3 separate regions of the Homo sapiens genome follow, and regions 1 and 2 are each linked to region 3. A link is a contact called in ENCODE Hi-C data. All regions are on one chromosome and are shown on one strand. Each heading gives the region's core, a stretch centred on a gene start or an enhancer-like site at or near the end of the contact. The rest is flanking DNA. Distances are from core to core; before and after follow the strand shown.

The links. Hi-C counts contacts between places; a loop is a spot of excess contacts on that map. Pooled maps may share reads with other maps.
Region 1: a map with no recorded cell type shows a loop between it and region 3 (7-fold over the local background). The contact joins the promoter of EIPR1 here to the enhancer-like site in region 3. A Hi-C loop is called at or near these places in 5 of 37 single-sample maps with no recorded cell type and 5 of 50 pooled maps.
Region 2: a loop to region 3 is called in a pooled map, with 4 times the contacts of the local background. The contact joins two enhancer-like sites. A Hi-C loop is called at or near these places in 3 of 37 single-sample maps with no recorded cell type and 7 of 50 pooled maps.

The regions. Positions count from the first base shown.
Region 1 is chr2:3,376,466-3,379,243 of GRCh38, reverse strand. It overlaps EIPR1 (EARP complex and GARP complex interacting protein 1), which reads left to right and starts at 1,426. Exons shown (of 9, transcript NM_003310.5): 1 at 1,426-1,596. The coding sequence starts at 1,555. RefSeq lists enhancers at 68-584, 585-1,101, 1,373-1,422, 1,443-1,622, 1,643-1,922 and a silencer at 1,143-1,202.
Region 2 is chr2:3,301,981-3,304,787 of GRCh38, reverse strand. The region is part of intron 3 of EIPR1 (EARP complex and GARP complex interacting protein 1); the gene reads left to right. Among named protein-coding and RNA genes, the nearest start is that of EIPR1, 74 kb to the left of the region's middle. Within about 2 kb of position 1,331, at least 9 of the 41 ENCODE cell types and tissues checked have a DNase peak (open chromatin) inside an H3K27ac peak, as active enhancers do.
Region 3 is chr2:2,900,078-2,902,777 of GRCh38, reverse strand. All of the region lies in intron 5 of LINC01250 (long intergenic non-protein coding RNA 1250), which reads left to right. Among named protein-coding and RNA genes, the nearest start is that of LINC01250, 220 kb to the left of the region's middle. Within about 2 kb of position 1,342, at least 5 of the 41 ENCODE cell types and tissues checked have a DNase peak (open chromatin) inside an H3K27ac peak, as active enhancers do.

The DNA of each region.
Region 1 (2,778 bases), core at 177-2,676, 480 kb before region 3:
ATTCTCATGTCTGGGCCATTGCTTACTTGATTTCTTTCTTTCTTGTTTTTGCTTACTTGATTTCTTTCTTTTCTTTTCTTTTTTTTTGACCGACTCTGGCTCTGTCGCCCAGGCTGGAGTGCAGTGGCGCGATCTCGGTTCACTGCAACCTCCGCCTCCCGGGTTCAAGCGATTCTCCTGCCTCAGCCTCCCGAGTAGCTGGGATTACAGGCGCGTGCCACCACGCTGGGCTAAGTTTCGTATTTTTAGTAGAGACGGGGTTTCACTGTGTTGGCCAGGCAGGTCTCGAACTGACCTTGTGATCCACCCTCCTCAGCCTCCCAAAATGCTGGGGTTACAAGCGTGAGCCACCGCGCCCGGCCTGCTCATTTGATTTCTCATGTAATCTCTAAAATTTCATACACTCAACAGATACTCATCCAGCCTTAACTCAATACCACGCGCCTTGCCCAACTGAGCAAAACGAGACCCAACCATTTCCGTCACGGAGATCAATAAAGGGTAGAGGGGAAAGCTAATCACAGAAATGGAGGAAAGGTGCGTGGTCCTGGAAGCCCCGGTGGAACCAGGCTAGCGGCGTGGTTCAGCTATGATGTATTTTGGAGTCCTTGCGATGCCATTTCTGCTGGCCCAAGGCCAGGGCAGGCACTTTGAGCAGGATGCGAAAGAGGGGCAGTCTCTCCACCACAAGTCTTTAGTCTTTGGAGACCTCTAGGAACCCCAGGGCCTTCCCTTCCGACTCCCATTCGGAGGCATATGCAGTCCAGGACCACCAGTGGTGCGGTGCCGGCTTTCATAACCCCATCCTTGGTAGTGCTTTCTTTGCCACACAGTGCTGGGCACCTGCAGAAATGCATTAGGCATGGCCCTGACTTAGGGCACCTTGGGCCGAACCTAAGGGAGTCAGCTCAGGTGCCCATCCTGGCTACCCAATGGACCAATGAGCGCTGCGACTGTGTTACTCAACTTTGCAGCGTCTCATCGGTAAAATGGAAGTGTAACAGCTTATTCATAGGGTTGGATGAAGCTCCTTATGGCAGTGCGTGTGAAGCGCTGGCCCAGCGCTCAGGAACGCCAAGTACATACAAATGACAATACATGGCGGCGCCCAACTACGGCGTGAGCGATTCTTAGATGCGATGGCTAGCTAAGGCTAATCGCCGCTTGCTCCCGACGGCCTGCGCTCGGAGCCGGCCTCCACCCACAGCCGGCCTCCGCGGCCCGCTCCGCCCACCAACTTATTTCCTCTGGGCCGGGTTCTCACCTCCAGGAGTCCCCGCGCTGAGAGCCCGGATGTGAGCCCAAGTGGCCATGCGCACAAGCCAGCGCCGCTGCCATTGGTCGCTGGTGAGGAACAGATTGATGACACATCCGAAAAATAGGAAGTGGCCACTACGGAAGCTGTTCTGGGCCAGAAAGACTTCCAGTTTGGAGTCGTTTGCTGCGGGGAGGGAATGAATGGGCGCTGGGAACACGCCCGCGAGGTGGGGACGCGCCGGCCGTAGCGAGGTCCTTAGCGTGTGAGTGGCCGGGGTCGGGTCGCTTCCCCGCAGCATGGAGGACGATGCACCAGTGATCTACGGGCTGGAGTTCCAGGTGGGTCACTGGGAGGGCGGCAGGTGCTGCTCGGCCTGGCTGTTGATAGCATGCGCGGTCCCATGGTGACTTCGGTTTGCAGATCTCCCACCAGCCCTGCAAGGACCCGTGTCTGTTCCCTAGTTCCCATTTTGCAGAGAAGTAAACTGAGGCTTTAGGAGGTTAAACGGTTGTACTGGATAACAGGGTTGGCCACAGCCGGCCTGCCTCCTTCCCCTTCACATCCTGTCCCGAACATGACTTCTGACCTGGAAGTTATCACTCACTTTGGTGGACTCATTTATTTACACGCCCACCTTTTCCTCTAGAATTTGAGTTCCTGAAGGTAGGAACTGTATGTTGTTTAAAATAAAAATGTTTGATTTTGAAACAATTTAAAGTATTTAGAAGAGTTGTAAAAATACATAGAAAGTTCTTCTTTACCCTCCACCCAGCTTCCCTTAATGTTAACACTTTACATAACCATCGTACATTTATCACAGCTTAGAAATTAACATTGGTACACTAATATTCAGTAAACCACAGACTGTCTTCGGATTCAACTGTTTTCACACTAGTTTTTTACCTTGTATTTTCCAGTGCCTTTTCATGACTGTCACATAGTAGGTGTTCAACAAATGACTATGAACCGAATGAGCCCCCAGAGCATAAGCAATGCACATGGTAGTTCAGGACAGCAAGAAAGCTGCCGTGGATAGAGTAAATGCGTCAGGGGGAATGAGGTAGGGGATGAGATGAGCGGGGGAGGAAGATGAGGATTGTGTAGGGCCTGTTAGAGCCCTGTCCTGGTTTTCATCTATTCAAGTAGCTTTTGAGAATGTGTTATGCCTAAAGCACTGAGGGACAGATAGAGAGATAGAAACACAGTTCACTGCCATATGAAATACTTGATACATAATTTTGTGCAGCAGTATGTGTTAAAGATATAAATGATGTCTGCTTTTTTTTTTTTTTTTTGAGATGGAGTCTTGCTCCGTTGCCCAGGCTAGAGTGCAGTGGCGTGACCTCGGCTCACTGCAACCTCCGCCTCCCGGGTTTAAGTGATTCTCCTGCCTCAACCTCCCAAGTAGCTGGGATTACAGGCACCCGCCACCACGCCCGACTAATTTTTGTATTTTTAGTAGATACGGGGTTTCACCATCTTGGCCTGGCTGGTTTTGAACTCCTGACCTTGTGATCTGC
Region 2 (2,807 bases), core at 82-2,581, 400 kb before region 3:
GATGGCTGAACTGGACGGGACTGGAGGGCTGAACTGGACAGGAGTGGAGGGCTGAATTGGACGGGACTGAAGGGCTGAATTGGACGGGAGTGGAGGGTTGAACAGGACGGGAGTGGAGGGCTGAACTGGACGGGACTGGAGGGCTGAACTGGACGGGAGTGGAGGGCTGAATTGGACGGGAGTGGAAGGTTGAACTGGACGGGATTGGAGGGCTGAACAGGACGGGAGTGGAAGGTTGAACTGGATGGGATTGGAGGGTTGAACTGGACGGGAGTGGAGGGCTGAACTGATGGGACTGGAGGGCTGAACTGGACGGGAGTGGAGGGCTGAATTGGACGGGACTGAAGGGCTGAATTGGACGGGAGTGGAGGGTTGAACAGGACGGGAGTGGAGGGCTGAACTGCAGGTGTCAGGATCACATAGTCTTGGTTGCTGGATGTGGAGCAGAACCATGTCTTCTGATGAGGTTGCCTGGGTGATTCTGAGAAACGCTGGGAACCCTGGACACTTTGTTCCTCAGCCCTGGCCATCTCAACTCCGATCTCGCCAGACCACCTCCCCGCGCACAGCACGCTGTTCCCTGGATCTCTGCAGCCTTGCGTGGCGCTCCGTGGGGTCTTGGGAAGATCATCTCTGTGGCTTCACCGCTGCCTGTCCGCGTGCCTGGGCGTTTCCAGCCCTTCAGATGGATCCTTTCTGTGTGAACTTGGTGACCGTGTCTGTCTTCCTACATCAGAGTCAGCAAATCACACAGTGGGGATTTTGTAACAGGAAATCTTTTCAAACCATGCAACAAGTACTGTAAATCGGAGATTTGAGTGATAGGGTTTTATGAGAATCTTCATTATTCAACCCAAATTATATGACTGTATAAGATTTTTAACAGTCTTCCTTTGACAGCGATTGACTCTTTGGGGTTATACTCTGTCTGTTATGGCTGGTCAGCCTGCTGTGATTCCCGGTCCTCCCAGCACCCGATGGATCCCGCCGTCTGCCAGCAGAGGGCGAAGCTTCCCGGGCGCAGAGGCCGCACCGTATCACGTGTCGTCTATTGTGTTCACGGTGCCGGGAAACACTCAGAAGTCAGGTTGCCGGCGTCTGGCGGGTTTGTGGCTGCTCCTTATCTTTGGAGTAGTCTTCCTGTGCTTGGGGAAATTTCCTAGGTTATTAGTCGCATTTCCCAATATGAAAATAAGAAATCTATTTTCCAGTTTCGCTGTGACCCGACTCTGCTGGCCTGAGCATTTGGGTGAGACTGATTCAGACGTGGCAGCGTGAGGGGACAGTGGGGGCTGCCACTGCTGCTGTGAGTGGCGGTCGAGGTGGCAGCAGTGCCGGTGACTTCCAGGTGGTGGTCGGTCCCTGGCACGCAGCAGCCTAAGGCAGCAGCAGAGCTGTGGGGTGGCTTCCTTTGTGCTGGATGGGGGCCGCAGAGACTCCCCTGCTGGGCCATGGCCCTGGTGAGGCTCCGAGCTTGGCCCCCAGAGGCTCCCCTTAGCCTGGCCCTCGGCATGGCTGGTGAGAGTGAGCTGCCTGGCACCCCTCCCCTTCCACCCAGCCCCTCACGTTGATCTCCTTTTCTGCTTAATCAGCCGGAGCCAGCTTTTGTGAATTGCAACTAAAAGTGCAGCAAATACACGTGACGTTGGGCTGTGTAAGTCCCCAGGCTGGGGATGGTTACATAGGTGGACACAAGGGCACTGGCTGTCACCACAACTGAGTGCAGCTGTGAGCCAGCGCCACTGTCACTTTTCAGCGGTCTTCATATTTAATCTCCACAACTCTTGAGTCACAATTTCAGTTTTACAGATGAAAAAAACGGAGTCAGATTTCGTGTCCCTGCTGTGGCTGCCCAGGCCCTCCCTCCTGCTGACCTTGGCCCTGGAGCTTCTGCCCTTTTCCTCTGTTCTGTTCTCAGTATTGATCCCTCTCTGCTGCATGCCAGACGCCCTGCTGGAGCGCCCCGAGCTCAGCCATGCAGACACGGCTGGCCTGGCCTTTGGGAGCCTGTCGTCTGATGGGAAGACAGACACAAAGCAAGCAGTTCACCCAGAGTGACAGTGACAAGGTGGCGGGGGTTCCAGGATGCAGGGAGGGCTGTGGATCCGCAGCGGGCCTGGGCTTCTGGCAATGGCCACTGCAATGGGGCACAACCTCTGGTTCCGCGACGTCACGTCACTGCCATCGCTGTCTTCATCCGGCCTGTCGCCATCCACCAACTGCACTCAGGATCAGCTTGCTAAAGCCCAGCAGCAGAAGGAGAAGCAGCCAACAGAAAAGAACTGGGAGGCAAAGAAAGGAGAGTGTGGTGCTGGGAGGATGAGACAGCATGAGAAAGCCAAGGACCTGGATTTCAGAAGAGGGATTGTCTTCTAATTGCTTGAAACCGCAGTTTGCCACTCACCACACGTTTTATTTAAATTTAAATTTTAATTAATTGTTAACATTTAAATTTTTTGTAGAGACAGGGTCTTGCTGTGCTGCCCAGGCTTCACCAGAACCACAGAATATCAGGCGGTGACTCTGATCCTGTGATTCATTAGACATTGGCCCAGAGGCACCCTCGTTAAACTCAAAGCTGATTGAGTTTAGGAAATCAGGGGTTTTCTTTTTGCTGTATGCCGGAAAGTTTTCAGGTGGCTGGATCTGGAACCCCAAGTCGCTGAGGGAGTATTCTATACACAGGTTTCTTGAATTCAGTTCCACTCTGGAGATTTTCCCACTGCTGGCGTGGCCTCAGGAGCCCTGTAAAAGAGTCCTGTGAGCTTCTGCTTTATCGCATCTGGCAGTCTCTCCGCCTTCAGAGC
Region 3 (2,700 bases), core at 93-2,592:
TTCCTGTGAACCAGGGAGGCCATCGACAGAGCTGAAGCTAAGAGCTCTCATACAGAGAGGGGTCAGTGCAGGACCAGGCAATATGCCTGTTAGAGGCTTGAAGAAAAAGAAGAGGATAGTGGCATCCAGCCAGTGTGGATGACTTCTAGTGGACCAGAAGTACCTTCTGCCATGCTCCTTGGGTGAAGGCCATCATATCTTCCTCCTCTCATGCTTCTCTGCCTCTGTGCAGACCCTCTGTGCAGACATGCATTCGGATGTTTTTTGAGCAGGTCTGTGCCTTTCCTGGAGTGGGAGTGAGGCTTTGATTCCCTCGAAATCACCCTTGGCACTGCTTCTCCTAGGCTAGAGCTGCAGTTCTGTCCCCCTTACTCTTGAAAAAGCACGTGGGGAGGAGTGCCCCATCAGGAGGTGCCTCTGGTCCAGCCTTCCTCTCGTCACTTCCAGGCTTGCACCACAGCCGTGGGGAGAGCCTGGGATTCCAGCCTGGGCGGCAGAACCTCCCAGGTCCTCCTTCCCTCCCTTGGCAGTTGGCGCTGAGTTCTGATACCTGCTTCTCACCTCCCCTTTGATTTTTGCGACCTGTTTGGATGACTCCCTGGCTTACTGAACTCAGCTCTCAGCTTGATTCTTGATTCTGTATATTTGCTGAATAAATATTGAATGAATGGAGGCCTTTGATCTCCCCACCACTGACAGCTCTTGGAGAGAAACTTCCATGGCCTTGATCTTCTGAGAACCTCGCTGGCCACCTGAGGATGGCTTGTGATGTCTTACCTGAAGAACTGGTGTTGTCTAGGTTAAGTCACATTCTTTTCTGTGAGGCATGAGCAGACCTTGGATGAGACGTTAGAGTGAATGAGAACACCCACAAAAAGTTTTGTAAAGTCTTTGTCTTTCCTGTTAATATTTGGCAACTTGTGTCTCCTCTAACCTAGGGGGTGGTGACTGCCTCTTCCACGTCCAGGAGCAGACCTTGGTCACCATGGAGATGCTTCCTGCTGAGAGCTGCTCACAAAGACTGTACCATGAAATTTGCTTTCCTTTTCTCTTTCAAGGCTTCTCTTTTCATAATGACTTTCAAAACCCAGCAAATGGGAAATGTGTAGGAAGCAGTGAAGGCAGTCCTGCTGTAGCTGGGGGTGCATCGCGGCTTCTGGGAGGGCTGAGACACTGCCTTCATGTGACAAGTATTTTAAACACTGCACCCCATCCTGGAGGGCAAATTGCCCTCCTCAACCAAGTCAGACTTCACAGCAAAGCTGAAACTCATTGCTTTGGCAGCCTCCTCCTCTGTGAGTTGCAGTTCCACATTTTGACAACACTCAAAGCACTCGTGCTTATCAGAAACGACAAAAGATGCTGCCTCGAGATTCTACTGTATCTCTGTGTTTAGAATTCATATCAGTGTTAAAGAAAATTGAAGAACAGTCCTCCCATTATTTTACATATCACTGATGGGCGAGTGGACCATCAGTGATATCAGAAAGGTTATCAGTTTGGTAAGACTAGTGTTTCCAAGTTCTTCTCTCCTACTTTGTAATTATGAAGAAGAAAACACCTGTCCTCTGTGGCAGGGCCTTTTCCAAGTATTGAGTTAAATCAGGAAGTGGAGACTCTGCCCAGGTTCTGTTCTAACACTGAGTGAGCCTGGTCAAGTCACTTGCCTTCTCTGGGATTAACTTATTCACAAAAGGAGTCATTTCAGCATGCATATTCTATGCCACTTGTGTATTCTCTCATTGGCATTTCCTAAGGGGCTCATGTAAAGTGAGGCAGGAAAGAATGAACAATAAAGCCTGACTCGATTCATTACTAGTTATCAAATTCACTTGGGTTGATCTATTTGTATTTAATAATATTTGTCAGTAGGACTGCAAATTACTAATATGAACTGTAGAAAATGAGAAGAAACAAGGAGCCCCACAATAAAACTAAAACACTCCTTCCATAGAGATAGGTGTTTGAGGAAATAAATTCATGGTTATTATTCTATGGGCATATGTGTTTGTGTGCATTTGTTTGTTTATGACTGAAGTGATTCATCCCATACCTACTGTTTGTAACCTACCTTTCTTACTTGTCTACATATAAACAGTTTTATACATTCAACATAAAGACTAGTCTCTATTTTTCTACTGTATTTTTTTTCTGTGATGAAATAGTGTGCCTTCACATTGAGGTACCAGATTACCCTGTCACTGAAGAACACTGAGGTTTATAAATTTGGAAAGGAGAGCTTCATTTCTCCTAAAGGGCTGCAGCCTGCAGACCAGCCATTCTGACTGGCTGGGAAGTGTAGCCTCCAGACAGAAGCTGGAAACAGACACTAGGAGGCAGGGGCAAAGGGAACAGGGATTTTTTGTGAGTGAGGTTGCTGAATATAAATATTCAATAAGCTATAGGAGGAGTCGTGAATATTTATGAAATGAAAAATGCAGGCACGTGCAATTGAGCTTCATGCCTCCTCGACCCATGTTAAAGAAAAATGGTGCTGATAGCTTGATTTGAGGGTAGAGTTTTCTGCTTTCAAAAGGTGCAGCAGAAGACATGAAGACCCTTATTCTTCATCCTTCTAGACTGGCCAGAACCACTCCCTGGCCCCCTGGCCAGTGGTCTGTTATCAGGAAGGAAAGCTGCTCAATTGTGGTACTGAAATTGCAAAAGGGAGAGGCAGCATCTGGTAGTTGGTTGATGTCA